Regions from separate parts of the Homo sapiens genome. Here all the other regions are linked to region 4. A link is a loop called in an ENCODE intact Hi-C map of the cell type or tissue named here. Cell type or tissue: heart right ventricle. All regions are shown on one strand.

Region 1 (8,000 bases), 260 kb before region 4:
TGAACTCCTGACATCGTGATCCACCCGCCTCATCCTCCCAAAATGCTGGGATTACAGGCGTGAGCCACTGTGCCCGGCCAAAAACATATGATTTTTACAAAAGAAAATTTAAGAGAAAGTATGCAAAGATAGATTGATTTTCTTAATATTTTCAGCATAGTCTTGCCACAGCTGAAATAGGAAGAGTATTGAACAGTCTCCCTTCCCCCAGTTTTAATCACAACTAAAATCATACACATGCATCTTCCAGTGACGCATTTGAAATGGTGAAATCTGATTGCTAGAAATTGTGATGTGAATAAGTAAAAATTTACTAGAGTCTCTGATATGACTTGAGGATTAGAAGTAGAATATAGGAGGCCTTCTGAAAATCTGTCTCACATTCACTCAGGCTGCCCTTGGTTTTGAGCCAGATAACAAACCTTTCAGTTGAATTTTTTCCATCCAGACACTGGCTTAAATGAAGGTATACTGAACTTGGAGATGTCATTTCAGCATTTGGCTGGAAGAGCTGTTGTAGAGGAGCTTCTTTAGATAGGAAGCCATGAGGGAATTCTCTGAGTACATGCATTTTCACACATCTGCTAATGCAAAAGCCCCGTGTGAGCATTAGTACTCAGGAATGTGATGTGGATTCGAGATGATCTCCACAGGATTTTGGCAGGTCAGAACAAACATTATCTTGCTCCCATATGTTTTTGTAGGATCTTGAAAGGGAAATCATATACATTTCCTTAAACTCACATGCTGAATTTTCCCACATAGACAAAAAACAAAACAAAACAAAAAACCATCTCAGCAAAAATAAATTCAAGAATATGTATATATGATGTTCATATATTTAGCATCTGTTGTCAATACAGCAATGTAAGCTGATGGCTATTGGAATTCACATACAGTTTGCATTTACTTTGATTTATGTTTAAATGGCTTATCTCAGAAAACTTGACCCAAGAGATAAAGACTGTGAAAGATTCCACATTATGGGTAAGTCTTTTTTTTTTTTTTTTGAGATGGAGTTTTGCTTTTGTTGCCCAGGCTGGAGTGCAATGGTGCGATCTTGGCTCACTGCAACCTCCTCCTCCCTGGTTTAAGTGATTCTCCTGCTTCAGCCTCCCAAGTAGCTGGGACTACAGGCGCCCACCACCATGTCCAACTGATTTTTTGTACTTTTGGTAGAGACGGGGTTTCACTGTGTTGGCTAGGCTGGTCTCCAACTCCTGACCTTAGGTGACCCACCCACCTTGGCCTCCCAAGGTGCTAGGATTACAGGCATGATCCACCACACCCAGCCACTGGGTAAGTCTTCTTTAATTTCTCTCTACACTACATTTCCTTAGGTGCAGCATATATGTGACCTGGTGCCCCACACCTCCACTGCTTCCCTGCCAATATCGCTGTTCCCCCAGATGGACACACCTCTCAATAGTTTTGTAGTATTTGATATAACTCGGACATATTCAGTATAAAAACAACCAGGGAACCCCTGTGAAGCTAAGAAAGGATTTTCAAAAATAATAATGATAATATATACTATAGACAAAGACCCTATCTGTTTTTTATCACCCTTGAGCAAACCCAGCCCTATTTGGTATGGGGCCTTACATGGAGTGGGCAGTCATTAAATGTTGACTAACCCTTTTTCTAAGTCTTTTTTTTTTCCTATTTTAATTTTTATTGGGGGGGAGTGGGGGTACTCAGTCCCAGAAGACCTAAGTCTTTTAATTCTCTACTTGTAGTGCCTCTGTAAAGTGATCCGTAATCTGCCCAGTATTAATAGTTTGGCTCCTTTTTCTCTGCAAACATATTATTAAAAGTTGAATAAAGAAATAAATCCTGTGCATATTGGTTGATTCTCATTGGCATATATGCTGACATATTTAGTTTTATTTCATTCTCTGTGACACCCAAGACCTTCTGTAGAACTGAACATAATTTTGAGAGAAGAATGACCACTAATCACTATTTGTTTTCATGTTTTGTGAATGAGTTTTGTTGCCATAGTCTCATGTGTCTAATCAAATTGATCTTCAAACCAGTTCTAATCAAATCAGTTCTTTTATGTGCTTATACTACATGGTTTTCAGCTATCAAATGTTATTTCAAACTTGTATCTAGGAGAGAGATATATATATATACATATATATGTTTTTATTATTTAACATTTGGAGGGAAGTCAGATATCTTTGATCTCATTTCTTTTACTCATTTTGTGTTTGTTTATTTAACACCAATGGTTTCCTATTGGCTTCTTTAGCTGGAAAAATTATTTCTACAGGACAATAAAACCTGGGATTCTCCTCCACAAAATGAAACATGAAGTGATAATACCATTAATCTATTAACAAATAATTGCCCTTGGGTTCTTTTCCTGGTATCTCGAGCCACCAAGATATAGCTTTTACTTGATCTGAATTTGTCAGTCTATAAAAGTAGGGATTATAATATAACAATGCATCTTTTTATTTAGTTTGTTAACTACATTCTATTGTAGAACTGTTCTTATTTTTAAGATCGTAGAGATCCATAGAAGTATTGGCATTCTTGTACCAGTTATTCATATTTCACTGCATGTTAGTATTTTGGCATCATTTCTTACATACCCTGTTATTGTTTAGGGGAAAAATGTGGAAGCATTTCTTGATATTTTTTCACTATTTTTCCCTAGTGAGTTATGTAGTTAATCATATTAAACTGTTTTTCAGTTTTGAAATATGAGAGATTTGTCAGCCCTTTGAAAAAATGGTTATAGTTCATTTTCCATATATTACTCAGCATTATGGGTCTGCCTGCCAAGTGATCCCAGGTGTGGGATTGCAGCAGGTAATTTCCTGAGCTGTATGGTACAGATGATTTTCTGTGTTAGAAGATGCTATCGGCTCACCTGGCCTCTTAGTGACAGAGAAATCCTTTGTTTATTCATTTAGTAGGCAGATTAACCCTAATGAATATTGGCTTCCTGGAAATAGATACAGGTGACAATGGCAAAGTGAGGAGTGGGGAGATGTAAGACAAATTCCCTTTTCTTTCTTCACTTATAAATAATGGTGGCTTTCATAGGAGAGTGTTTTAAATCAGAAAGGAATGCAAAATATTTGAACTAAAAAGATAGATTTAAATAATCAACCTTTAATTTTTAGTTTTGAATGTCTAGGTATGTGTATATTTTTCAGAAGAACTAGAGATTTTCTAATTTTGGCAAATACTTAAAAGTTTTATGTTGCCATTATAGCTAAACGAAAATATTTAATTAAATACTTCATACTGGTTTGGGCAGAGCTACTCACTTGAACACGAAAATGCTTTCCTAATATGTCCTTGTATTCAGATAAATTTTGTGAATTAGAGAAGTGTAACATTCATCAGCCTCTCTCAGCCTGTGAAAGAAAATGTGCATTATTCTGTGTCCTTTCTTATAGTGTGGTCATATTGCTTCAATGACATATTTGTTTTCTCAGAGCAAGGATGAAGGACTAATCTAGGCATCAGAAAATTATTCATAGAGTTATGCTATAAACTATAAAAAGTTCCTAGAAATAAGCTATTTTAAATTCATTGCTTTGTTATGGCTTTTAGAATATTGACAAAAAAAATTTTTATCAATATAATTTTATGGATATTTGATTGTGTAATTATCAATAATCTATGATGAAAATGAAATGTTTGTGATTGCAACTCTTAAGTTTTGCTCACCAACAGAGTACTTTACAACATTTTTCTGTGAATGGTTTTGGACATACACTATTCCCAAGATGGGAATGTATAGATACAGATGTGGAAATCTCTTAATGTTCAACCAGACTTTTCCAGATCTTACAGCTATGATTTATACTGCATTCTCCAAAGACTTCCAAAATGTCTTCTTTTACGTAACTTTATCCATTAGAGGAAAAGTTAAAATTCTTCCCCTCCTCATGCTAAATGCTGAAGATAGGCTTTTCATGATACCTTTTGTAGTTGACTTATAAAAGCTGTAGAATTTCAAGGAAGAAGTGAAAAAACAGAGTTTACCTTTCCACAAAGATTTAAAATTTACGATTTCTTCTAGCTATGGAGTTGAGATTCTACTTGAATTGTGTTATTGGGAATTCTGAGTAATGTGAAATGTATGTGAATTGGAAGCAGTAATAAATTGTGAATGAATCTTTTGCTTTTTACTTAAGATTACTTTATCCTTAAAACTAATGTTTCTATAACCTCTGACCGAATACAGAAGATCCAAAATACTTCCAAGGGTGAGAATTTTTCCTTGCCCGTTGTGAGCAGTTTAATTCATTAGAATTGTGTGTGCGTTGTGGCATGTGGGTACATCAGAAGTATATTTGCAAATTCTGAATTTACATATCACCTTGAGAAAATGTGAGGCAATCCTTTACTGAATTGTCAGTGATACTTATTTTCAGAGACATTAGAAAAAAAGAGCAGTGTATATGTGTCATGTTATCGCACGTGAACCACTGCCTATGTTAAATAGGTTTTTCTTTCCTTTTAGTGAAAAACCGAAGGACAATAGTCATTATATGATTTTGTATTTTAAGTATTTTCATAATCCAACATAAATTGGCCCACCCAAGGATTATGTCTGTTTTATAAAGATGTGTTTATATAGTCATTGGGTGAAAGATTGCAGAAGTTGAACCACTAGTTTTGAAAGTTGAGCCAGACCAGGAAAAATCAGGATACAATTTGGCACTTATGGAGACGAAATGATTTCCTTTTTAGCTGCTGATTTCTACTGGGAAATGTATCCTTGGACTGAAAATTGCATCCGGAAAAATGTTTATGTAGTGTTTTTCAAATGACTGATTATTCTTGTAACCTTTAACATGAACTGTGTCTAATTTTGGTCTCTCTTAACTCTTTCACGACTAGGGGATTTTTCTTTGTGGGAAAAATATTACAACCGTATCATTACTACTTTGAATACAGGAATGTCTTACATGGTAACAAGAATACAAAATGTGTTAAGATTTCTTTCTGGGTTATTTTTCCAAGCGGGTAGTAGAACGCCCAAGGTTATACACCCTTCGTCACAGGCACTTAAGTTTTAGATTGCATTTAAATTAGGATACATCTCGAAACATAAACAAAAGAAAAAAGAGAGAAAAAAAAGGATACATCTCAGCAGCTGCATCTCTTCCACTTCACTACCAGCTACACACATGCAGTAGGAGCTTCTTGACATTTTCATGGGTAATATTTGGTCTTCGCAAGTATCAGTACTTCTCTATTTTCTTTCTTGTACATTTAGTGACTTTTCTGGCTAAATTATTGCTGAATATTGTCCGTCGCAGATTGAGGGGTCTCTATTCCATGTTATCTCCATTCAAGGAGCCAGGTTAGCGAAGGCTTCACCACTGAGTTATTCTAGGTAACCATTAGGTTTATAAATATAAGAGTGTTTTCTCGTGTAAGTGAGGGTTTTATATTACTGATGTGATGTGTGAGTGAGCAGGGATAAGGGGACACTGGACATCTCATGGTGGTCACTTCTGCTTACAACTCATGAGCTATAATTGTGCTGTCCAATACAATAGCCACTAGCTGTATTTTTTTAAATTTAGATTTAAAATAATGAAGATAAAATGTATAATTCATTTTCTCAGTTGCACTAGCCACATTATCATATTAGACAGTACAAGGTTTAGAACATTTTTATCATCGTAGAAAGTTCTGTTGCAGACTACCAGGCTAGAACTTTAAGAGGATGGGGAAGTACAGCTATCTTGTATGCCCAGAGGTGGGAAAGAAGGAAATATTACCAAACTTCAATAATGTCTGTCATCATTGGTAAACTGTATGCTTGAAAATTACTCCTCAGATCCTCTATATCCTGTTTTTCTGTTTTTGGGGGAGTGGAATAGGGAGGAAGGGGGCTACAAAGTTAGTTGGGTGATATAAAAAAAAATAATACATATACACACGAATGCATACATACTGCTTCTGTGTGAAAAAAGAAAACTTAAGGAGTACATACTTGAAATTAACATTCTGCCAAGCAGGAGTCATTCTGTTGGATGCCTTCCTCTGAAGGAAGACTGTATTGCATTTGTGTGGCTTTGGGGAAGACATTCAGCAAAGAACACCACAATTCCCATTGAGCTCAGAAAATGTGATTAAGGAGTTTGAATGTAATTACCCAAAGTTTGGCTTTTCTTTTAAAGAACCCATTCATTTTAGAGATTCCTTGATACTGTAAACCTGACAACTCAATCTGGTTTTCTTTTAGGAAGCCTTCCACCAGGAATAGTGTGAGTCAAGGATGAGTACATGAAGATGAAGCCCATGCAATGAGGACAGCCTAGGCCGTGTTAGGCTTTGACTTAAATCAGATTTCATCTACGGCTGAGATGCAGAGGAGAGACTTAGTGAAATATGCAGAGCTCCATTCCAGTTCCTTTCTTATTTGTTTGATGTACAGGCTTATTTAAGTGAAAGGTGGGACACCAGTAGATATACATTCAGACAAATCACCCTGCAGTTATTGCTCAACAGAGTAATAATAATAGATTTGGAGAATGTTCTGTGTTTTCAAAGACAGAGGTTAACAAGCAATGGACAAACCTTCCGTTCTTCTCTATCCCAAATCGTTTGAATCGTTTGACTGCTATACACAATCCCCAGCACTTATAAAATAAAAAAAGTATGGAGAGAGAGAAAGCAAGTAACCCAGCAGAGTTTGTGACAGAAACTGTTAGCCCTCTTTTGTATTGTTTCTGCATCGTCCTGTCAAACATCTGGAAACCAGCATATTGGCAGTCGTCTCACAACATGATTTTGCATTTACATCATCGTGCTAGCTGGTAGAATTTTTTCCCCCAGGAAAAAAAAATCGGCAACTTTTGGTCTGTCACAAGGTCAAGTGATGATTAGTGATGTAGTCTCTCCTAAACACATGGTTAGCACAGAAAATTTAAATCAGTTCCCCAAAATTTGGTAACCATTAAATTACTTCCTAAGTCACTTCCGGATGTCAGGCCTAAGGTGGAGAGGGGGACAGGGCTATATTGAGTTCTCCGCAGTTTTCTAACAGAGAGATTTAGTTTGGCAGCTGATCCAGCCAAGGAAACGCTCACGCAAGGGCAGAGCTAGACAGGAAACACTTTTGAAAGTGCTGTTTTGATAGAGGATCAGGAGATCAGGCAAAGAGCTGTGAACTTTATGTGTAGCCTAGGCCATGTAGCACTAGGCTAGCCACCTGAGGGTATGGAGTAAGAAAGGAAATTAAAGGAGAAGGGCCAGAGATCTTACAGGCAATTTTCTTTTCTCAAAAGAGCAGTGCTAAAAATTATGAATTTCTTTGAAGTAGAGGAACATAATTAATGAATTTCTTTGTTGTTGTTGTTGTTTGTTTGTAAAACATTCTGCCATCATTATTCACCTTTACATTTTTAACATGATTGTTAGCTTAGACTACGAGAGCTAACCTCACCCATTCTAACCACCTTTTTATAGCTCTCAGAAGAGCTGTCTTCTAAGGAAAACACTGCACTGAGCAAAGGTTGTACTTTTGTAAGATGGACGTTTTATAATGATAAGTTTTGACAACTTGCTCTGGTTGCCATGTGTCTCCCAGTCCTGCTGGTGGGTGGGTATTTGTCAGGAATGAGAATACGTCTGAGATGGTCTGCTTTACAGCAGCCAGTCTTGATTTTCAACTTCCAGGGCCTTCGGCATCCTTTTGGCTCTGTAAACATAGAAGGCTTTGCTGCCCTTGGCTGTGCTGTTGGAGAAAAGGAGAGCATCCTGTTTAGGGAGGTGCCGATCTTCAGTTTCAGAACCATTGTTTGACACCTTTAGTTCCTCCCGTGGACTTCATGTCCTTCCTTGTCCATAGTTTGGAACTTACAATCTGAGTATTCCTTCTATTGAGCTACTCTTCAAGGTCTACAGAAGCCATTTTTGTTTATAAAGCTGTAATTTCTCACAGCAGATCATTTCATTATTTCTGTCTTAATTACAGAATTTCAAAGAAAAATAAAATCCTTATCTGTACTTAA
Region 2 (8,000 bases), 250 kb before region 4:
GTAGAGTTGGCCTGATGTGGAAAATAAATATTTCATATAGTCTGCTATAGTCTGGCCAGTATGAATTAAATAAAAGTCACATTCATAATGAACACTGGAGCAATTATACATCCTAAAAAGAAAGGGAAGAAATACCATTTCGTAATAAGAAGATGAGGATCAATAATAGTAGTGAACACTTGTTGATTTTTTAAAAATCAACTGTTAGGCACTGTGCTCAGACTTTATGAGCATTGTCTCATTTTTCATCGTTTTATAAATTAGGAAATTGAGGTCTTGTGAAAGTAACGTGCCTGGATTGACACAGTAAGCTGGTGGAATGAGGATTCGGAACCACGCATGTCTGACTCCAGAGCCCTCGCTTTTTACACCAGCCTCTACTATCTCCCTGTGTGACTCTGGTCAGTTAATCCATTTATAAAATGAGAGTATTGGACTGAGCAATTTCTAGATCCTTTTGGTTCTAGAATTATAGGAAAGTATTTTAAAGTCGAGAGAACTGTGTTATGGTGGGACATTTAGAGACAAACTGAAATGGTGATTGTAATGACATTTCAAGTTAATGATAGCTAGCATTGATGGAGCCTGTACTATATAATTATGTAATTATATTTACAAACACCTCATTTAACCTTCAAAACAATCCTTTTTGACATCAGTTTTTTGTTCCTAAGAAAAGTTAAGTAACATCTCCAAATCACAGAACTAGAATTATTCATGAAGAGTCAGCCACATCAAAGATCCAAAACACGGGTTTTAAGATTTCAAATGGTTAATACTCTACTTTTCTCTTAGATTGTTGTTTTGTTTTTTTTTGAAATAAAACATTTGTACAAGTCAGTAAAAGTGATATACAGTATTTCTTCAAAACTGGAATGTTATTAGAGTTCTTGCTTGAAAATAGTTCCAAATTAAACATATGAGGTTTCCAGTAGTTTGAAGACTTTAGAATCCGACTTGAGATCAAATCGGAACTGAGACAGTGAGGTCACCTAAACTGCGACGTGTGAAGTGCCCTGTTTCATGCTTCTTATAATGACATGATAAGGCCATTAGTATTATCTTTATTATAACAGATGATTATAAATGGTACAGACTTGGTTTCTTATTATCTGGTACTTTTTGTCACTTAGCCCTAATTTTCTTAATTCAAAGACATATTCTGTTAGTACTAGGGAGCAAGTTTAAGACTGACTTTGCCACACTAATCAAATTACATCAGTGTCAAGTGCTCACTAATTAACACAAAATTTATATCTGCATTAGGTAAATGTCATTTCACCACAGTGGCCTGAAATAAGCTTTTTATTCCTTTGAATTAGCATACCATTTCATTGTAAGTATTACAAACAAGCTAATGACAAAATTTAGGCCCATGTGCATTTGTTATTTAGCTGGAAATAGCCAGAAGACAGTCAGTACTTCCAAAGATCTGTAGGAAAATGCCCTGCTTCATTTTTTAACTGATCAGCTAGCTGACTTGTCACCTTGAGGTCCTGTGTGTACATCATAGAAGGGCTTAGCAGACTACTGCCACCCCCTGTCTATATGCAGCCCACGGGCTAGAACAGTTCTCACATTTTTAAATGGGAGGAAAAACATCAAAAGAAGATTTTATGAAACCTGAAAATCACATGAAATTCACATGTCAGGCTCATAAATAAGTTTTAATGCAACAGAGTCATGTCTGTTCACTTATGTATTATCTATGGCTGCTCTCCCTATGATGGCAGAGTTGAGCAGCTGTAACAGAGACCGTGCGGCCTAAAGATACTTACTGTCGGGCTGGTTACAGAAAATGTTTTCCAAACAGAAGCTGTATTCCAAATTCTTTCCTAATGTGGCATACAAAGCCTTTAGGATCTGGCTCCTGTGTGCCTCTCCTGCCGCTGCTGCTGCTGCTGCTGCTCCTGTTTCCGCTTCTGCCATGGCCACCGCCACTGCCGCCGCCTCCTCCTTCTTCCCTGCACCCCTTCGCGCCTGCCTTCCCCGCGACCGGCAGCCTGAGCTCTAACAATTCTCAACTACTAGCACCTCTTAGACTCCAAAATGCTTTGCACCTATTTAAATGTTTTCCCGTGCTCTTCCCTCTACATAAAATCATTTCTTTCCATCCTGAGTACCCATGGCAAGCTCCTATCTTCCAATATTTTTACTTAAGCATCCCCTCTTCTTCTCTGCACCTGGAGCATCTTGGACATAGCTTTGTTTCCACCTTGCATTCACCCACTAGACAGTAAGCTTTTTCAAGACAGATACTGTCTCTTCTTCATCTCTATATCTGTAGAACAGGGTTTCTCAGCGTAAGTACTGAAGGTATTTTGGACTGGACAATTCTTTGTGTGCAGCTGTTTTATGCATCATATAGGATGTTTAGCAGAACCCCTGGCCTCTACCCGTTAGATAGCAGCACGCCCCCTTCCCTCAGATGCCTCCAAATATTGCCAAATGTCCCCTTGTGGACAAAATTGTCCCATTTATTTATTGAGAGACGGAGGCTGGATGTTGTCGCCCAGGCTGGAGTGCAGTAGCGCGATCTCAGCTCACTGCAACCTCTGCCTCCCAGGTTCAAGCAATTCTTATACCTCAGCCTCCTGAGTAGCTGGGATTACAGGTGTGTGCCACCACACGCAGCTAATTTTGCATTTTTAGTAGAGATGGGGTTTTGCCATGTTGCCCAGGCTGGTCTCAAATTCCTGGCCTCAAGTGATCCACCCACCTCGGCCTCCCAAAGTCCTGAGATTACAGGTGTGAGCCACTGTGCTCAGCCAATTGTCCCCATTTAAGAACCACTACCCTGGAAACCAGCAGTAACCAGACCCTGGTGGGTGCTGAGAAAATGTTGAATTATTCAGATAGTTGATTCACATTGAATTGTATACATCAAATGTAAGAATTATGAATTACATTTCAATAAAACTTTTTTAAAAAAAGTATTGGTTTACTATTAGTTATTATTAGTGGCATTATTATGAGGTGGTTTCCATTTGTTTTCCTCAGTGGCCACCAGTGCAACTGATTTTGTCATATACTGTACTCATTGATGCCAAATATATATATCTTATTTAATGCTGACTTCAAACCTGGGAAGTTGATTTGTTTATCTCTTCTTAACTTTTTGGAAATGCAGACACAAAAAGATTCAGCAAATTGCTTAAAATCGAGGTAACTAGCAAGCATATATCAAGGGATACATGACTCGGCTTCTGTCTAGTTTCAAAGCCTGTACTCATTCCATCTGACCATGTTGCTTCCATAAGCCACATGCCAGCCACATAATGAATTTCTTGATTAGAATACAATGCATATACCTACCAAAGATAGTATGTGCATATAGCAAATATGAGCAATTTCTAAATAATGGGAGCATTATTTTTGTTCAAAATGCTAAAAACTGGGGCCAGGCGTGGTGGCACACGCCTGTAATCCCAGCACTTTGGGAGGCCAAGGTGGGCGGATCACCTGAGGTCAGGAGTTTGAGACCAGCCTGGCCAACATGATGAAACCCTGTCTCTACTAAAAATTCAAAAGTTAGCTGGGCGTGGTGGCACACGCCTGTAATCTTAGCTACTCTGGAGGCTGAGGCAGGAAAATCACTTGAACCCGGAAGGCAGAGATTGCAGAGCCAAGATTGCACCAGTGCATTCCAGCCTGGGTGACAGAGCAAGACTCCATCTCAAAAAGAAAAACAAAACAAAATGCTAAAAACTGAATTATCAGTAGAACAGCCCATGTACTCTGTGGACGGTGATGGGTTTTTGTTTTGTGGGAGTTGTTGTTTTGGTTGATTCGGTGTTTCCTTTGAGTCCACTGAGGAGCCACTGTTTTCTTCCATATCTTTAGATCCTGATATGGTAGGACATGCACAATCTATTTTGAATCATCATAAAGATTGAATTTTCAGCCTACAAAAACAAAAGAAAATTCTTAGGGCATCAGTTCTCATCTTTCAGATAGAACCTAGGACCTGTGAGGCTGGTAATCTTTGGAATAGCACTGTATGGTAAAACTTTCTGTGATAATGGAAATGTGGCGTATCTGTGCTGTCCAATATAATAGTCACATGTGGCTGCTGAGTGCTGGGAATGTGGCTGTTATAACCAAGGAACTGAAATTTTAAATTTCATTTAATTTTAATTGATTTAAATTTAAATAGTTGATGTGGCTATTGGCTATCATTTTGAATAGCACAGCTTTAGAAATCTTAGCTTTGACAAAAACCACAAACTTAAGTTTATCCCCAGCAAACATCTTAGGTGCCAGAGACGGCAGATTTGGATTGAATAAATTATCCATGTTGAGTATCTACGTGGGAACTCCTAGTTATACAGTGCAGATTCAGAGATTACTGTTGTACCTTGGCTATGTGACTTACACACAGACCAAATTACTCTGCTGGGGGTAAATTCATACTCCAGTGTTACTTCAACATTTCTGAACATCTTTTTGTAAGCAATTTTGCATTTTTTACTGACTTGATTGTTGTAGTAATTACAAAATAAATTATCCATTTAGGGGGCAGTGTTGAAGCATTGAGGAATAAAAGGATAAATGTGGTATATTTGATTGTTTTCAGTGTTTAAGAACTCTTATTGGAATAAGAGACTTACTTTATTGAAGTCTTATAATTTTTTACTAGAACATTTGTTTTTTGGCTCTTGATCCAAATGACAGCTGAATTTAGGAATTCAGCAGAAAAGTAACAATTCTTTTTGGGCATTTTTCTGATTATTTACTTGGAAATTCAGAGGATTCCATGTCTTGGAATATTTTTTTTCATACCCATAAGATTTGAATGGTGAAGATAAGAAAATTATAATAAGTTGATAGGTTTTCATCAGCAGTACATTCTTAAAAAGAAGAAAAATATTTTATTTCAAATGCTATCCTGAATTAGCTGTAATCTTCAAGTTATTTTTAAACCCACTTTATGCTTTTGCTTACATTTGTTTATTAAATCTATTAGATCTAGAAAAAATTAGAGACAGAGATGAATTTTTTATTCTTGGATTTTCAAGAATTGTTATCTTTTTATTTATACCTATTTTCCCCCTGTACTTGTATTGCTAGTGATAGAAGTTCTGAATTACGGATACATTCTTAGGCTTAAAGAGTACACATTTTTTCCCTTAGAGTTATAGATGATCTAATCTAAAAAGTTGGAGGACTTAAAAAGAAAGTGTGAAGATTTTTTTTTCTTCATTTCCTGATTTGCTTCTTTAAGGAAGTGCGAGAAGGTTAAAGATGTCTGTGATCTGGCCAAACGAGGTTCACAAATGCTGTTTTCATATTTGTGGTTTTGGTGTTTCCTCTTACACATGTGTCTTCCTTCTTCAGTTTCTCAGTCTGTCGAGAGAGCATGGCTGCACCCTGTGCATTCTGGGCACACATCATCTGGGCTCAGTGCGGGCTTTGTTTATAGCAGAAGCCATAATGTATAATGTTCAGGAGTGGGTGAGCTACCTAAGAAACTCCCTTTGAAGGATTCCTTGTGTGGACTGCTTATCAGAAAAAGTGTAAATGCTATTATTGACTGTTTCCTAGAACTCATACATGCAGTATAGTTCAGTGCGATTAAAAGTCATCATGCTACATGATGTAGGGAATATAAAAAATGAAGAAGGCATGCTCCCTGGCCCCCAGAAACTTGGAATTCAGTTGATAAAAATACAACCCTAGTGACCATAGAATAAGGCAGATGGAGTTCTCTCAGAATGCAAAGAAAGGTAAAATTTGTTGTAATGGGTGATCAGAGAAAGTTTTATGGAAAAAATGCCGTTTGAGCTAGAATTTGAGGAATACGTGGAATTTTGGCAGGAGAAGATTGAGGAAAGGGATACCTACTGTCAAGACACAAAGTGATATGACCGGGCACAGTGGCTCACGCCTGTAATCCCAGCACTTTGGGAGGCCGAGGTGGATAGATCACTTGAGGTCAGGAGTTCGAGGTCAGACTGGCCAATATAGTGAAACCCCATCTCTACTAAAAATACAAAAAATTAGCTGGGCGTGGTGGTGCATTCCTGTAAACCCAGCTACTCAGGAGGCTGAGGCAGGAGAATCACTGGAACCCAGAAGGCGGAGGTTGCAGTGAGTCAGGATCACACCACTGCACTCCAGCCTGGGTGACAGAGCAAGACTCCATCTCAAAAAAAAGGAACAGAGTCACCAAGACATACACATACTGGACCAATTTGGGAAAGTACGGAAGTTTGCTTTGAATATATAGCAAAGGATATGTGAGGGATAGCTGTGGAAGATCCAACTGTCAAGGAAGGTTAGGACCAGACTCTGAAAGTAGAGTGCTGGTGGGAGATGTGGAACAGGGGACAAGAGATGGAAGGTTTTGAGTTGGGGAAAAGTATTCTGGCAGCAGGATTGAAACATTAAAGAAAAGTAACCCTGTTAAGTGGTTATCACAATCAAACATTTACCAAGTAATCACTGCAAGTGGATTCAATTTGTAAAGTCACATAAAAGTTGCTTATCTCTCCACTTTTTTTTTTTTTCTGGAGAAACAGCACTCTGGCATTTGGCCATCTTAGTATGGCCTTTATATAACTTTGGAATGCAAAAGAAAAGAGAAAACTCTCTTTGTAAAGTCAATTAAAAGCTAATTGTTTGTGATTTTTTAAGTTAATAAATATATATTTACATAGTTTATAGTTGTTACATAAAACTTTCATGTTCTTTTCCTTATGAAATGACTCTATGACTTTGGGCACATTACAGATTGTAATGTAGTGGATTGATGGTACATGATTTAAGGGAAATCTTGTACTAATCTGCAAGTATCCTGAAAAATGTTAAGTAAGGAAAAAGCATGCCTCCCTGTGCTCTTTGTCCATTTGAGTGTTTTTTTTTTCCCCCAAAAGTATAATAGTGAAATGGGGCAGGCATGAAGCCCGTGAGAGATCATTGCTACCACTTCTACTTTTCATTATCATGTCTCTTTATCCTGATTCACCTGTACAGCGGGACTAGGCTGGTTCATTTCAACACAGTAATGAGTATTCATCCTCTGTTGCCCTAAGAACTTACACCTACTGGTTCATAAATGGTCATAAATGTTCAACATTTACGAATTTATGTTGAAGTACATAAATTCTTCAACAAGGGGCCTTTACATTCATATGTAGGGCATTTGGTTGCTTAAATATTGAAACAATTATAAAGAAGTTAAATTAGGCTGGGCATGGGGGTTCATTCCTGTAATCCCAGCATGTTGGGAGGCCAAAGTGGGAGGACCGCTTGAGACCAGGAATTTGAGACCAGTCTGGGCAACATACCAAGACTCTGTCTACAAAAAAAGTGTTAAAAGTAACCAGGTATAGTAGCAGGAGTCCATAGTCCCAGCTACTTGGGAGGCTGAGGTGGAAGGATTCCTTGAGTCCAGGAGTTCGAGACTGCAGTGAGTTATGATCACACCACAGCACTCCAGCCTGGGCGGCAGAGCGAGACCCTGTCTCAAAAAATAAAATAAAAGTTGAATCACCCACGTTTTAGATTATGAGCTTATTAAAACTTAAACAGGCTGGGCGTGGTGGCTCACACCTGTAATCCCAGCTCTTTGAGAGGCTGAGGTGGGCGGATCACGAGGTCAAGAGATCAAGACCATCCCGGCCAACATGATGAAACCCCACCTCTACTAAAAATACAAAAATTAGCTGGGCGTGGTGGCGCACGCCTGTAGTCCCAACTACTCAGGAGGCTGAGGCAGGAGAATCGCTTGAACCCAGGAGGCGGAGGTTGCAGTGAGCCGAGATCGCGCCACTGCACTCCAGCCTGGTGACAGAGCGAGACCCCACCTCAAGAAAAAAAAAAAAAAAAAAGTTAGACAATTATACAGAGATACTCAAGTTCTTGAAAGAAGTTTGTTGAGGATAAGATTTATTTAAATGGAGTAGTTTTACTCTTATTTCCACTCTCATTTTCTCCTTTTCCCCAGATATATACACCTTCTCATTTATTGGTGTTTATTACATGTAAGATTCTCTTGT
Region 3 (8,000 bases), 140 kb before region 4:
GCCTGGCATGAATTCCCAGAGAGCCTTGGGCCTTGGGAGGAGGGGTAATATACAAGATTAGAGTGCAAAGTCCATCTGGTGAGAATTTGTCTGGTTTGTGCTTCCTCAGCAGGGAGGAAGTAGCAGTGACCTCAGTCCTGAATGGTTATTTCAGAAGTGTATCATGGTGGGAATTTAGCCAGCTTTGTGGCAGATGACCAACCCTGATAGCCTGATTTTTAAGGCCCCTAACACAAATGATACCAGGACTTCTTTGAATATTCTATTTAGTCTGTACTAGGACACATAGGACAAGATGAGCGACTATTTTAGACCTGTAGGTCAAGAGGTTTGAAGCAGTATATTCACCTTTTACACTTCAAACCACTTGGAGTATCTTAAAGAAGTAGTATACTGTCAAATACTTATAAAACTTCCTTCTTCTTTGCTCTTAAAGATAAGACGTTGTTTAGATGAATATATATTCTTTTCCTGTGTATTCTACTATTCCTGCAAAAATTTGTTTTTAAAATAAGAAACTTGGCTGGGCTTGGTGGCTCACGCCTGTAATCCCAGAACTTTGGGAGGCCGAGGCAGGTAGATCCCCTGAGGTGAGGAGTTTGAGACCAGCCTGGCCAACATGGTGAAACCCCATCTCTACTAAAAATACAAAAAATTAGCCGGGAATGGTGGCGGGTGCCTGTAATCCCAGCTACTCGGGAGGCTGAGGCAGGAGAATCACTTGAACCCAGGAGGCAGAGGCTGCAGTGAGCCGAGATCACACCACTGCACTCCAGCCTGGGCAACAAGAGTGAAACTCCATCTCAAAAATAAATAAATAAAATAAAATAGAAACTTGAAAATAATACCAGCACTGCTAGAGTGGGTATTTGGCTCAGTTCAGGCCTGTGCCTTTTTTTGATGTTCCCAGAGCAGAGCACTCCTTAAACTAGGATGAGAAAAGTTAATTTTAATCCTCCAAAGGCTTATTTGCTAGCACAAAAGGTCATGAAACACACCCAAAACTATATTGCTAAAATCTGAAGGAGAGAGATCTCAACAGCAGAGATGGACTCTAGTGTCCCAACATAGAATTGTGTCTCTGGCTGAAGAAATAGTTTGTTTTAGGAACGCCAATACAAAAGCTACAGAATGGAAGAGTTTTCCCTTAACTGATCTAAGGGAAAATTCTTTTTCTCGTGTTGTTTTAGGAAGCTCAGAATTATTTAGAAATACTTGTGAAATCATGGTCACAGGAGTTATTTCCAAGGATGTTTAAGTAGCTGCTCTCTGCCCATTATTTTGATAATTACTACACCTTAATCTGTTATCTGTCAAAAGGGAAAAAACTTTCTGTTATCTACCTGATAGACCCATGGAATACAAAAAAAATGTGATGACCCAATCACATTTAAAGCTTTTAAAGCTCCCTTTTGAGATGATTTCTTAGGGTACTAAAATATCACCTGCCCCAGAGTTTACAAATCAGAAATTGAATGAGGCAGGCTTAAAGAGGATCAGAAAACAAGATACCAAATAAGAGCAGCCATTGTAAAACTAGAGAAGGTTACGAAATGGCCCTGCTTTTCTATAAGGAAGGTCGAAGACACCAGGCCCCTTGCCCTGGGTTTGTCTGGTGGAAGTTTAAGGAAAGTTCATACCCTGGGCCCAGTAGAGAGCTTTGCCTTCATAATTGTCTGCATATGATTTGACAAACATAAGACCTCAGTGTTCCTAGATCGTTTATCCCCCTCAGCAATGTGCTAAATATGAAGTAAAAGGTTACCAAAGGGAGGATAGGGAAGAAAACCTAATTACCAATCCTGGTAATTTTAAACATGAGAAGATTTATAAACAACGGCTTCTTCATACACTTGTGAGTTCTGACATGTTGTGAAAATAGGACCTGCTAAGCCATTGAAAGGATTTTCAATATATTGTACGAGATGGAAAGAGGACCCAGAGAAGGCTTGTTTTTCATTTTAAAGAGTTGCTTTAGAAACCAAGGTTGTAACTGAGCACTGCTCTGTGCTGTATCAAGCCGTAATATCCAGTGAGTCATGAAGGCATTAGGGAAGCACTGGAGACATCATAAGAAACATTTGAGTTAATGTTTGAGATAAGGAAGATGATTATCTCTAAAAAGAAACTGAAATTAAGGGGCACAGTCTCCCGTTTTCGGACAGCTAAAAGGCATTCTTTTCAGTGATCTCTCCTTTACTAACCCATGTACATGCTGTGAGTATGTGACCTAGAAACCAGGCTTTTTTAAGCTGAGCTCTGGATACTTGTAGACTGAGACCTTGGGCGAGTTACTGCCCACCTTGGCTTCAGCTTCCTCACCTGAAAACGAGTGATCAACCAGGTAATCTTTATGGGGCCCTTCTGGCCCAAGGACTCTATCAGTCTGGTTTTTGAACATTATCCTACATTAGACAATCTCAGAAAGGTTTTATGACTTGTGGGTGCCTTTGTGGTACTTCACATGAGCGGGAGGTCTTAAGACTATGGACCCCTTGGGAGACCAGTGTCTAATTCTACTACTTCCTCCTCCCCAAGAATTCAGATGGTGAAACACCCTCATCCCTCCAGCCCTGCCCCCAGGAAACCCTTCATTCAGAAAGGTCATTTCATTTCCTGTGAGCCAGTCTTACATCACTGGTGCAAGAATTGGGCAGTGCTTGCCCAGCTGGAAGGTGAGACATTGGAGGCCTCAGCCTGGTGTCCCAGACAGTATTTGTCAGGCTGATGATAAGCTGGTGGAGAGTCTGTTAACTCAAGGCCTGATTCTAATGAATTTGGGATTCCTTGCTGAAAAAAAGACTGGGCTGGGTGTGGTGGCTCATGCCTGTAATCCCAGCACTCTGGGAGGCTGAGGCGGGCGGATCACCTGAGGTCAGAGTTTGAGACCATCCTGGCCAATATGGCGAAACCCCGTCTCTACTAAAAATACAAAAAATTAGCCGGGCCTGGTGGCGGGCGCCTATAATCCCAACTACTAGGGAGGCTGAGGCAGGAGAATCACTTGAACGCGGGATGCAGAGGTTGCAGTGAGCCGAGATTGCGCCATTCCACTCCAGCCTGGGCAACAAGAGCGAAACTCCACCTCAAAAAAAAAAAAAAGAAAAGAAAGACTGGATCCTGGTCCATCCAAGATGCTGCCCTTGAGACCTCTGGGTTGATGACTGATATGTTGGTCTCTTGGGACAAGGCTGTACAGTTGAGAAAAGTAGCAAGAACATCAGATCTCTGCAGATAATCTGGCCCCCATAAAAAAGCAATAGCAACTGGGAAAAGGCTAGACTGCTAGGTTCCCAGCTATACTGGATTATTAGACAAAGCTACCCACTCCATCTTTGTTTATAGAACTCATTTTCAGGAACAAGTGTTTTATAGTGAGGTGGAGGTTGTAAAGAAGCTCTTTATAATGAAGATCCCAAATATGTGAGCCTTCTATCAAGCTTGATCTCAAGGAACTTTACACGGGTGGCAGTTTAGAAGAAAAAGAGAGAAAAGGATAAAGAAAAAAACTAATAAAAATAGCTGAGATCACTCAACAGTTATCAAGAAACAGATACTACAGTTTTATAACACGAAGTACTAAAAGTATATGCACTCTTAAAAGGCAATTAAAACGTATGCTCCAAAACTATAAAACATTTTCTTTTCATCTGCAACATAGAGGGCAGATTACAACACATTAATAACGTTTTGTTTAGAGTTCAGTTTCTGATGGTTTCCAAATGTAGTCTGTGTAGATTAACCAGAAGGAGTCCAGTTCTCTTTTTTAAGAGCGCTTGTAAAGGAAAGCAATGTGGTAAGATTGTTATGAAAAGAGAGTGTATTTAGGAAATAGCACTTAGCAGGGTCTCTCTGAATGGCTGCCAGGTCAGGAAGCTGAAGTGCAAGGCTTGGCCCTTGTTCAGCCCCCCCAGTTCCAGCTTCTTGACCACACAGTACGTCAAGAACATGTCACAAGCCAGCCAGGAAGACTCAGCCCCGCCCATGGGCCAGCTTGGCACGGCTGCTTTCACATAACCCAGGGCTCCAGAGGGGCCGGAGGCAGGCATTCCAGGGCCACGGGAACATGCAAGTTTTTAAAATAGAAGTGAAGGACTTAAAAAAAAAAAAAGCCTGGGAATTAAACAGTTGCTGAGTCCTTGAGTCCTTATGGAACATGGTTCCTCATGTAGAGTGGCAGAGGTGAAAAGGGCCTTAAAGGTTATCTCATCCTCTGCCCTCTGCTTATAGACAAGGACATTGACCTGCTTACAACCATAGTGATAGAACCAATTGTGGAATCCATATCTGTCAGCTCTTAGTCTGCTAAACACACTGGCTTCTACCTCACTGGGCTAAGCTGCCCTTTCTTCCTTGGATTTTGACTCTAGAAAGCTGTCCAGTAATCTGTTCCTATACATTTTTTTTTTTTTTTTGAGATGGAGTCTTACTCTGTTGCCCAGGCTGGAGTGCAGTGGTGTGATCTCAGCTCACTGCAACCTCCACCTCCTGGGTTCCAGCTATTCTCCTGCCTCAGCCTCCTAAGTAGCTGGGATCACAGGCATGTGCTACCATGCCTAATTTTGTATTTTGTAGTAGGGATGGGGTTCCACCATGTTGACCAGGCTGGTCTCGAACTCCTGACCTCAGGTGATCCACTTGCCTCGGCCTCCCAAAGGCCTGGGATTACAGGCATGAGCCACTGAGCCCGGCCCGTTGCTATACCATTTGTTCCTACTACTTGCCTAACTGTTCTATGTCTCAGTCTCAGTTTCCTTGTCTACAAAATGGAGATAATATCAATGCCTGGGCTGGGCCCGGTGGCTCACGCCTGTAATCCCAACACTTTGGGAGGCCGAGGCAGGCGGATCACCTGAGGTCAGGAGTTGGAGAGAATATATATATATATAATCAATGTCTGCTTCACAGAGTTACAAGGATTGATAGAATAAACATGTGTAACATTTACAGTGCCTGGTATGGAATAAGGGCTCAATAATGTTATCTATTCCCATTAATAATAGTATTATTAGCATTATACTATCATCTGTCTTATTGCTACTACTATTTCTACAGTTGCTACATCAGCAGTCCCAGGAACTTGGCCTACGGCCTAGGCATGGCGTATGAGCTCTATGGTAGTAGAAGGTCAGACCCAGGATTGGAGGAGGGGCAGCTGAGTAGAGGGGAAGATGAATCTCGGATGCCTCTGGGCCAGTGCTTCATAAAGTCCTGTGCTCAGATTCCAGCTGTGGAACAGAGGTGCAGAGGTGGATTTTAATGTTATTGTTGTTTTTGCTTTGTTTTGCCTTTCCATTTTTGTTGTATAGTTTTAGTTGAAAGAGACTTTAGAGATGATTAAGTATACATTACAGTTCGGCCTCCACGGTTTACATGGGGGAAAACTGAAGCGCAGAAAGAAAAAGTGACTTGCCTTATGTCTTGCTAGCCTTACTTGGTAATTGAGTAGAGCTCTCTTGTCTAATTTACATATAAAAGGAAAACTGGAGAAGAAAGAGCCTTAGGATAATACTCATAAGATCTAAAATTCCTTTAGCCTTTCTTCTACATCAGGCCCACTGGGACCCTACTTAAAACCCTCATTTTGACCTGGTTCCTCAGTCAGCATGGAGACAAGCCCGAGGAAAAAACTCAAGAGAGCCGGCCTCCTTCCTTAGGTATTATTAGAGAGCAATCCCCTATAAAAGTTAAGTGGATGTTTGTTTTTTATTTAAAACCTTCAGGAGATTTAACCCTGCTGGGCTGCTCCTGCCTCACCCACAGCAGTGTCCCTTCAGGCCTCACAGAACACTTCTGCCGTAAAGAGGGCTTGCTTTCAGAATGCTTAAACAACTCTGACATGCACATTTCTTTGCTTAATACAAGGCTCACTGATTTAGAAGGTAAAATTACTTTCTTAGTTGATGCCTCAATTGTTTTTTCCTTTGAGTTCTTATCTCTCCTTTGCCCTAGTGTCAAGTCAGTTTTCCTGTTTTGCTAAAATGTTTGATCAACTTTAAGATTAGAAAATTTATGGCGGGGCGCGGTGGCTCACGCCTGTAATCCTGGCACTTTGGGAGGCCGTGGCGGGCGGATCACAGGGTCAAGAGATGGAGACCAGCCTGGCCAACATGGTGAAACCCCTTCTCTACTAAAAATACAAAAATTAGCTGGGCGTGGTGGTGGGCGCCTGTAGTCCCAGCTACTCAGGAGGCTGAGGTAAGAGAATCACTTGAACCTGGGAGGTGGAGGTTGCAGTGAGCCGAGATTGCGCCACTGCACTCCAGCCTGGTGACAGAGTGAGACTCCGTCTCAGAAAAAAAAAAAAGGATTAGAAAATTTATACTGCTTTAAATACCCAGTGAGTATAGTATATGATTGCTGGAAAAGTCGTTCATCCTGACCAAGAACAATACAATAACAACAAAACCATTACCTGGAAAAACCAACTAGAAATTCAGTGAGAACATTTTAGCTTTTTCCTTTTAAATTTTTAAAATTCTGACATTGCCTGGTTACATTGAAACAGCCCTGTTGTGTCATCCTACTTTCTTTTTCCTGGTATTTTCCTCTTTGGGACTTTGGTTTCATTAATCTCAATTTGTTCTGAAGGCACTAAGGCAGATTTTCAAAGAGCTGTAATTGTCACAGGGAGAGCACAATGACTTATTGAAGTTTCACATGTTGCTCTTTTTGGAACTACCAGAGATTGGAACCAATTCTCCATCCACATCTCTATCCGAGAGTTAAGTTTTCTCTTCTCTGGTGCTTGTCAAAAGTATTTCTCCCAGCTAATCTCATTCCCAGTTGCCAAAGAAAAGATCTCAAGCATAACTCCTCATCTCCAGGTCACCCGACAAGGTAAGAAGAGAGATTAAATGAATGTGCCCAAGTTTCTTTCCCTTACAGCCTCCAGATCTCCAGAATATACCTTCTTTAGTTTCCACATCACACTTTCCTACATTTCTTCTTAATTTGATGATGTCTTGAGAGTATCTCAGGAAACTGGTATGACTACCAAGGGGACAGAGGCTTTTGTAGCGCATCAATACCCCTAAGTCTATCCATCCTTCTCCAGAAACACAGTGGGCACATCTTTGCACCCTGTGGAATCAATGTTAGTGCTGAAATCAGAGTAGACTTGGCTTTGTACTTTTGTCTGGGTAGTTGGCTTAAGTGCCGTGTCTGTATTGAGTGACACTTCTCCATCAGAATTCTTATTCTTTTGGAAGCCTAGACTATTTCTTCATTTGACCACACTGTGCAGGGTTTTAGTGCTAAAGGGTTCCGGATGTAGCTGCTCTTGTGGAGAACCTTATCACAGCTTTCTTTTCCCTAAGTTATTTGTGGTAAAGTCCTGGCAGTTTGTTTAGATGTTCAGTGAGTGACACCTAATTGAAGAAGTGGCTGGGGCTGGACTTCAAGGTGGATGGTTTTCTTACCAAGTACTATGAAGAGATTTGCTCCTAGACTTTAGAGATGGGAAATGCTGCTCTCTTTTCCCCTGAAAATTGAGTCTCGTCAAACTGACAAGTTATTTTCTGAAACTCCGAGTCATAATTGTACCATATTTATTTTCTGATTTTTTTTAACCTTTCAGTTAATAAATGTTTTCCAGCCTCCATCAGCCTCTACTGGTAATCAGGAGAAATGGGCCAATGGCTTTATGTAACTGAGGTTTCTGTTTTAACATGAAAGTACTATATTTACCTTCAAAATGACCCTCACTTAGATCAGACTACCTGGGGTTGTCAAGCCTTCCATCTTCAAGCCAAGAGGTAGTTTGGTTTTTGTTTGTTTGTTTGTTTGTTTGTTTGTTTTTCATTTATTTTTATTTATTTTATTTTATTTTTATTTTTTGAGGCAGAGTTTCACTCTCTCGCCCAGGCTGGAGTGCAGCGGTGTGATCAAGGCTCACTGCAACCTCCGCCTCTGGGGTTCAAGTGATTCTCCTGTCTCAGCCTCCTGAGTAGCTGGGATTACAGGCGTGGGCCACCATACCTGGCTAATTTTTGTATTTT
Region 4 (8,000 bases):
AAAGAGGCGAGGAGGGAAATGAAAAGCTGTAAACACACATCTGCCATCTTCCTCCCTGGGCCATTTCTTGATTAAAAAGAAAGAATCCTTCCCAAGCTCCGGTGGAAGCCAAGCTGGTGAGGGCCTGGATGGCAGAGACACCTGCTGGGGAGGGAGGCTGGAGAGGGACCCTGTAGTCCTGTGGATCATCACAATGACTAATCCGATTGCAGCAATAATAGTAACTCACATTTGCTGACTGGAAGCGTTAAGCACTTTGTGATGCACTCTACATGCATTATTTAATTTCATTCTTAGAACCAGGCCATGACACAGACATCGTTAACCTCATGTTCGGGAACCTGAGGCACAAAGATTCGAGTAACTTTCCCAAAGTCTCCCAGGTAGCAGGTGGCCAGGGGGTGTGCTCTTAACCACTTCCCTAAACGCCTCCACCAACATGGGCAGACACTGCCCCTCTGCCTTCTCGGGTTCTCTTGAGGCTGGGGGCTGGACTGGCCAGGGGAAACATCCTCATCCTCCTGCTCACTGCTGGAAGCAGGCAGAGCTGTGGGTGCAGGGTCAGACTGGACCCTAAGGTCTCATCCTACTCCCACCAGTCAGCGTGGGTGGAGAAATGCAGCCAGGGCCCAGTCACAGTGCTCTGCCAATCCCTTCAGTGGGCAGCATCAATGCTCATGTACAGAGCCGTGGACGCTGCTCCTTTTGTGGTGACGGAAGTGCCAGAGCTGCCCAAAGGGTGAACCAGGGGCCCCAGGCAGCCTCTTCCTAAACACAAACAGAGCACTGTCCTCCCTGGCCCCTCTCAGGTCCCTGAGACTAGGGCTCAATGCCCCCACTTCCGAAGCCAGAGGAGCTTTTCGCAGGGCCTTTGATTGGCCAGACGTCCAGGTTGGAAGAGACCCAGAGAACACCAAGCCCAAAGCAGGATTTCCTTACTGTTTTTTTTTGTTTTTGTTTTTTGTTTTTTTTTTTTTTTTTGAGATGCCAGGCTGGAGTGTAGTGGCACAATCATAGCCCACTGCAGCCTGGAACACCTGGGCTCAAGGGATCTTCCTGCCTCAGCCTCCTGAGTAGCTGGGATTACAGGCACGTGCTACCACACCTGGCTAATCTTTTAATTTTTGGACACGGTTTTGCTGTATTGCCCAAGATGGTCTTGAACTCTTGGCTTCAAGTGATCCCCTTGCCTTGGCTTCCCAAAGTGTGGGATTACAGGTGTGAGCCACTGCACCTGGCCCGACTTCACCTCCGACCTACTGCTGGGGCCCCTGGTTTGGCCTCTCCAGCTTTCCCTGCGTCTCACACAGGCCCTGTGCCCTCCGCATTTCACCCCTCCCGGGGAGTCTGCTGCCCGTCAACTCACAGCCTGGCAAAGGGGCCACAACACTGCACTGTGGGTGGAGGTGCATGGGCCCATGCTGCACGGCCCAGCTCAGGAGTAGGACAAGGTGTGGGCAGCCATGCCCTTGCCTCCTCACAGACAAAGAGTGACCCCACCCCACCCCATCTCCCTGGGCACACGCTCCCAAGTGACCAGGGTTGCTTCTCTCTAAAAAGGCCAGTCCCCTCTTTCTGCCCCCTCTGACACCTCTGAGTTTGGATGGGCTCCATATGGAGTGGGGCAGCATGAGGATCCAGCTTGCTTTTTTTTCACCCTGAGAACAGTAGTGCCAAGGATCCGGCTGTCTCATCCTTCACTTGTTTCATGAGAGCGGAGGCACCTTTCCTTCAGTTGCTACTCATTCATCATCCCCCTACCCCTGGGGGCTGTCCATCCTGGCCCAAGGCATAGAGGGGCAGCTGCGGGTAACAGGCCCATTTCCAATATGAGCCAACAGGGAATGGCTCTCCAGCATGGGCATGGGGGCCGGTCTTAGTGATGCCGGAGCTGCCAGCACCCTGTGGCCCGCACCAGCACCCGTTCTTTCTTGGGGGATGGGGGTGGGAGGTGAAGAACCAGAGCTAGTGGTTGCTTCGTCTTCCTTGGTTTTGCTCTCTGCAATGTGGGTATATAGCTCCCACCACCCAGGGGACCACATCCCTGGAGAGTGCAAGGTCACAATGAGGTGACTGGGTCTAGCCACTTGCCTGGAAGCCACTCCTCCTCTCCTGCCCTACTTTGGGGCCTGGAGAACAAGCTCTTTTAAAGCTTCTCCCACTGACCAGAATCTCCACACCTCTAAGGGGGGAGGTGGCTGGGGACACTTCCCTCATTTCCTGCCACAGAGCCCCCAGCACTCTCTTTCGGGCCCTGGCAGGTTCCTGATGGACTTCCCCAACAGGTCCACCTCAACCGCAGGACAGCTGCTCAGACCTGGAGGTCTTGGGAGTGGGGGAGGAGGGCAGCAGCCAGGAGTTGGGCCACTGAGTCAGAAGGTCCAAGGGCATCCCTGAAAACTGCAGTCTGTTTCCCTGTCCTCCTCCAGCAACCCACCTGCATGGGGTCCCATCTGGCACTGCATGGGCCGTAGGTCCCCAGCCCTCCCACTTCCTAAAACTGTTCTTCATGTTGAACCTGTGACTCCTCTCCCCCTCCCCCACTCTGAACGGGGTCTTGGCCCCCTCTGTCACAGCAGATCCATCTCTGGGACCCCCAAGACAGATTGGTCCCCAGCCCCTACACATGCATGTCACTGTCCTCCTTGACTGCAAACTCCCCCTCCTCACGGTGTGCCCCTGCGCCTCCTGACACCTCTCCACCTGCTTGCAGAGATCAGTGTACTTCTCAATCGTTGTCCATATCTTTTCCAAAAAGATTCCTCAATGCTTTTCTTTTCAAAAGGGAAAAAAAAAGGAAAAAAAAAACAATGCCAACAGCCCAGCGTCCGTGAGCAACCCAACAGTAACAAAGCATGCGTTCGGGATGGAGGAAGGTAAGGCCACACGTTTCCATTTGCCGCTTGCTCGTAGGGCTGGGCGGCCGGGATGACTTGGAGGGGGGAATCTGAGCAGCCCTCCTCCCCTCCACTTCCCACACACACCCCTGCCTGCAGGGGGAGGAGCAGAAGGGGTCTGAGAGGAGGCGTGGAGAAAAGCGCCCACAAAGCTGCCCCGGGGCCAGCAGGCCCCCGATTCTTTCAGTTAGTCTGTGTTGAAGAATGGGCCCCCACCTCCCCTTACCACATCATTCATTCATTCATTCATTCATTCATTCATTCATTCATTCATGCTAGAAATGTTTAGGGCACCCATGATTTTCCAGGCCACTAGGGATACAGAGTTAAGGCACAGAACCCCCCCGAGGGGGTCTCCCCTAGATGAGACACATGGGACGATGAGGGGGCCTGGGCTAGGAGTCAGCACAGCGCAGGGTAGGGTCTGGCAGGCTCTGCTCGGGGGACAGGACGGGCTCACAGAGGAGTGGACACTCGTGCTAAGCTTTGGAAGATGAGTAGGTGTTCTGGGGCTTTGTAGAGCAAGTTACATGAACACAGGCCCAGAGGCCTAGAACCACCTGGATGGGTCCAAACACCACACAGCTTCATCACTTTTGTGTCTCAGACATAATAACGGGTATCACTAGTGAGGGGTTGGCGGCAGGTCATGGAGGGCCATTTCACAGTGCTGGGGAGTTCAGACCTTGCCCTGGGAACTGTTAGGAGTGGCTGAAGGCTTTTACGCAGAGGAAAAGCAAGATGAGGGCTGTGCTGTACATAGCCCACTCTGGCTTTGGCACAGGGTGGGTGACCTGGAGTCAGGAGACTGAGGCGCACAGGGCAGGCTTAGCCAGGGCAGAGGCAGAGGAGGGAGAAGTTCAGCAGAGCCTTGGTTACCTTACCCTGGGATGCGGGGGCGAGGGAGAACGCTGCCCCCATCCTTCTTACCCGGGTCTAACTGGCAAAGGGAAAATGCGAGCAAGGCGCTCAGGTTGTCCCTGGCCCCCAAGAACAGGACATTCATCTTGTAAGCCCCTGGGTGGCTTTCCCTGCACTGTGGTGTGATGGGCTGGGGTGCATCCACGAAGACTCATTGGTGGGACCACCGAGGCTGCTGGGGTATTTGCTGGGGGCCTATGCCAAGGGACGGTGGGGGTGCCATGCCTGGGCCCGGGCTCCCGTTTCCTGGCTTCCTTGGCAGTGTGGATGTGGAGGCATTTTGCATCAAGGCCGTTAAAGCTGCCCCTGAGCTGTAAAAAGGGGCCAGCCTTCCCCATCCTGGTGGCCCTGCCTGCTCCTTCCTCGGGGGCTTTCTTCCTTAGGCCTGGCGGCCCGATCCTAAGGAAGCCCCTGCTTTTCTTGCGCCTGCCGGTGCTCTTCTCCCGCCCGCCTGGCCCTGCTGTCAGCGCCCCCTAGTGCCGGGCCGGCCGCGCATGAGGGCGGTGGGACAGATCGCCCACAACTCCTCGGCTTGCTTTTGGGGAAATAAGGCAACAGAGGGGTCTCTTGGAGTCTGGAGCTTCCATGTAAAATCCCCAGGGTCTACTCTTGGCTTTACCACCCTCTCCATCTCATGGCACGATGGCCTGTCCCCCCAGATTAGGGTGATACTGAAGGAGGAGCAGGAGAAAAAGATCCTATCTGCCTTGTTTTCTATCCATATCCAGATAGCTCTTGACTTTCCCAGGCAGCCAATGTCCCCTGGAGGTCAGGGACCATAGTCAGGCCCTCGGTCCCTGTCCACAGTCCCATCCCCCTACTTTCCCCAATTTGCCAAGAAGCCCTGGTGTCCCAGTGAACTGTCCCACCGAGACCCCGGCGACAGACTCGGCTGATGGATCCCAAGGGCCCCTCCCCTCCCCAGGCCCAGGTGCCCGCCTCCTCCCCACTCCACTCTGTGGCTGCTGCAGGCCTGCAGGGAGTCGGGGTCAGTGGTTCGTTGCTGGCTGGCTGGTGTTGGCCAGCCCAGGAGTGAAGGCCATGACCCCTTCATTCCCTAACCAGAGCCGGCTGTACTGCGCGTGTGGTGGCAGGGGGCCTGGGAGCGGTTGCAGGATGAAGACCAAGGTCTCAAGCCAGACCAGACGAGTGCAACGTTTTTGCACATCTTGCTGTTTCAAGTGACTGCTTTGAGGTCCTGCACTCCTGGGTGGACAGGCCAGACTCCTTCAGTCACAGGCAGGCATCCCTTGGAGAAGGAAAGGTTGCAGGTCTACATATCTTGGCTTGGGGCAGGCTCCAGAGACTGCCCGGTGTGTGTGTGCCCATATGTCAGAGCCCCCGGGGGAGACTGAAAGGGAATCGGAACTGACCACCTTCAAAAAGCCAAGAAGTAATTGGTTCTTCCTTGCACTCAGCAAGCAGGGAATTCCATTCCCAACCCACCTACCCCAGGACCTGACTTGGGTCAAGAGATGGTAGGACAATTGAGCGGCCCACAGCTGAATTAGATGGATCAAGCTGCCATATCTGAGGTGGCAACATGGATGTGCAGGGCCAGGGAGGCAGAGGAGGAGGAGGGCGGGACTCCCTGCCTGCCCTTCAGGTTGATGCTGAGGGGCCTCCAGGAGACTTGGGGCCTAAGAGGAAAGGAGAAAGGAGGCACTTCAGGCAGACAGGGACCCTCTCTTCATTGGAGCAGGCCCCTCTCAAACCAGGCATCCCCTCCCAGGGAAACAGGACACTTGGCAGGAGGTGCCAAAGATGAGCCAAGACCTGGCCAGCAGATGGACTGTGTGGGTGAGCATGAGTGAATGAGTGAGTGGCAAAGCCAGGCAGAAGCTCTAGGCACAGGCAGGGCAGGAGAGAGGTGGGGACAGATCAGGCAGGGATGCTGCAAGCCCTCCCGTGTCCTAGCTTCTCCCCGCCTGCCTCCCCTGTAGAGCCGGGACAGAAGGCACTGTGGAGTTGGGGGCATGCTGGCTGAGCATGAGTGTGTGCAGGCGTGGGTACGGGCTCATGAAGAGCTGTGTAGTCCACACACATCGTCAGGGTGGCCGTGCTTCGGGCCTAAAGGGCTTCCCGCAGCAGGGAGACGGTGCTCTCACACCAGAGTCTGCCAGCCAGGGGGCTTTCCCTCCCCTGGCTGAGCCTTCCTGTGACCTGAGCTGCCCCCTGCCCATCCAGGGAGCAGGCGGGGATCCCCCTGCGGAAGGACACAAGTGAACCCAGAATGGTGCCTCAAGGCAGGCAGCCTGGCCCAGATGGTGCCCCCACTCCCCAGACCCAACTCTAACCAGGCCTGGCCCTCTCCTGTGTCTTGCAGAACTTCAGCGAGAGGGAAGCATCGAGACTCTGAGTAACAGCTCAGGCTCCACCAGCGGCAGCATACCAAGAAACTTTGATGGCTACCGATCTCCGCTGCCCACCAATGAGAGCCAGCCCCTCAGCCTCTTCCCGACTGGCTTCCCGTAGGTACCAGCAACCTGCTTCTGACTGGCCAGCCCCCTCCCCTGCTGGAGGAGGGGAGAAGCCCCGCTCTGGTCCTACCCTTCAGTCTCTGCTCTTCCTTCATCAACCACCTTCCCCAAGCTTAGTGACAGCAGCCGCCCATCCTACCTGGATGGAGAAGAGACCCTTCTCCAAGCACCTCAGCGCACTTGCCCTCTGCCACACCTGTCGGTGGAGGCTGTGGCCAGGAGAGACTGTAGAAGCTCGGTCCCTGTGTATGTTTGCATATGACATCCTGCATTGGATCCGCTTTTGTATTTTTTAACCATACCCACGGTGGGGCGGGTGGGGGGAGCCTGGAACAGTGACCAGATCTGGGGGCCTGAGTGGGGACAGAGTTGATCGTCCACCTGGCCATTTTGACCCTGAGTGGACAGTCACAGCCTCAGCTCATGTCTGGCTGTGACACACACTGCCCCCAGCTTCCCTTGGTCAGCCCCACTCCAGCACGGGGTGAACGGAGGCCCAGAGTACTAGGGAAGGAGGAAGGGAGGACATGCCTCTTCTTCCTCCTTTCTTTCCCCATCTGTTCATGGGAAGAGTTTGTCTTTCTTATCTTTAAGCCCCTTTACCCTGGTCCTGTACTGATCAGTGAAGGAAACCGTGGTTACTGAGGCCCTGTTGAAAAGTGCACGTCTTGTCCAATAAATCACGCTGCAGTTGGTGTCCATCCCTGAGTTGCTGGGGTAAGGGTCCTCTCCAAATGCTGAGCAGAGTCCTATGGCCTGAGTGCCCAGGATCCCAACACCCCCTTTCATGTGCAACTTGGGGGCAGAAGGAGTCAGTGGAGGATTGGAATGGGAAGAACTTTTGTCCTGGAATTTGGATGGGGCCTGATTTAAGAAGCCCATTCTCTAAGCATCTTGCCTGTTACCAGAGGCAATGAGTTCTTGGGGTGCCACAGGGTTGGACCCTCCTCCCTGGGGATCAGGGCTTGCCATGTGCTGGTGGGTTGCTGTCAAGGGGAGAGTCTGGCAAAGCCTCATCTGGGGGGCACCTTGTTGTAATTGCCTCTTTTTAACTCAGAAGATGGAAGGGTGGTCAGGTGAAGGTGGGTATCTCATGAAACCTGGCCGGAACCCTCAGATGACACGTTCCTGATTTTGTCCCCCCGCCCCACCACCACCACTTCCGGACCTAAAGTAAGTGGCAACAGAGACAGGAACAGGGAGAAAAAATGGTGCATTGAGCAGGAAGGAGACGAATGCTAGTCCTTTGCCCCCTTCCCTGGCCCACACTTCCCAGAGACCCCAGGGAGGCCTTGGAGAATGGAAGGAAACCCACAGAGCCAGGTGTGATTTGGGGTAAAGTTTAATGGAAAAGCCGTGGAAACGTTGAGTTCACAAACAGGACTTCCCGTGCAACTGTCCAGCCAGACCTGGGGCAGCTCCTGGGGACCCTGCCCCCTTCACACACACCCATCCCATCCATGGTGCCTGAGAGGCCTTCATCTTCAGTTCCCTCCACCAGATCAGTTGGGCATGTTGGGGGCAGAGATGGAGGGTTGTTGAATCACACTAGGCTCTGTAAGCTGAGAAGACGATCCTGCACAGGGTGGCATAAGCCAGTCCCTCCTGCCAGGGCACCTGCAGGGCGAGAAGTCACATGCCAGACTGAGGCATGCTTGCGAACACTAGCCTGGCCCCAGCAGCAGGGGGTGCTGGAGGAGCT

What was found. Peaks named below come from ENCODE experiments on the same cell type or tissue, not always from the same donor. Only the 100,000 strongest peaks of a DNase experiment are listed, where the experiment ranks them.
Region 1: it touches region 4 in a loop (2.5-fold over the local background); 12 of 110 quality-filtered maps call a loop at or near these places.
Region 2: a loop joins it to region 4, with 5 times the contacts of the local background. A loop is called at or near these places in 10 of 110 quality-filtered maps.
Region 3: a loop joins it to region 4, with 2.5 times the contacts of the local background. A loop is called at or near these places in 22 of 110 quality-filtered maps.

What each region holds. Positions count from the first base shown.
Region 1 is chr17:61,121,949-61,129,948 of GRCh38, forward strand. The region is part of intron 22 of BCAS3 (BCAS3 microtubule associated cell migration factor); the gene reads left to right. All of the region lies in intron 1 of BCAS3-AS1 (BCAS3 antisense RNA 1), which reads right to left. Among named protein-coding and RNA genes, the nearest start is that of BCAS3-AS1, 10 kb to the right of the region's middle. RefSeq lists a silencer at 1,145-1,323. In heart right ventricle, no CTCF peak of the experiment used is centred here; no DNase peak of the experiment used is centred here; H3K27ac peaks cover 4,461 bases.
Region 2 is chr17:61,134,089-61,142,088 of GRCh38, forward strand. All of the region lies in intron 22 of BCAS3 (BCAS3 microtubule associated cell migration factor), which reads left to right. It overlaps BCAS3-AS1 (BCAS3 antisense RNA 1), which reads right to left and starts at 1,924. Exons shown (of 6, transcript NR_186507.1): 1 at 1,779-1,924. In heart right ventricle, no CTCF peak of the experiment used is centred here; no DNase peak of the experiment used is centred here; H3K4me3 peaks cover 1,733 bases; H3K27ac peaks cover 2,161 bases.
Region 3 is chr17:61,248,483-61,256,482 of GRCh38, forward strand. The region is part of intron 22 of BCAS3 (BCAS3 microtubule associated cell migration factor); the gene reads left to right. Among named protein-coding and RNA genes, the nearest start is that of BCAS3-AS1, 120 kb to the left of the region's middle. In heart right ventricle, no CTCF peak of the experiment used is centred here; DNase peaks (open chromatin) are centred at 2,613, 3,959 and 5,119; H3K4me3 peaks cover 284 bases; H3K27ac peaks cover 7,219 bases.
Region 4 is chr17:61,385,833-61,393,832 of GRCh38, forward strand. BCAS3 (BCAS3 microtubule associated cell migration factor) reads left to right here. Exons shown (of 24, transcript NM_017679.5): 24 at 6,145-6,999. The coding sequence ends at 6,293. It overlaps TBX2-AS1 (TBX2 antisense RNA 1), which reads right to left. Exons shown (of 2, transcript NR_125751.1): 2 at 7,624-7,915. Among named protein-coding and RNA genes, the nearest start is that of TBX2-AS1, 9.8 kb to the right of the region's middle. In heart right ventricle, CTCF peaks have their summits at 4,294 (motif pointing left) and 4,507; no DNase peak of the experiment used is centred here; H3K27ac peaks cover 1,490 bases; H3K27me3 peaks cover 1,235 bases.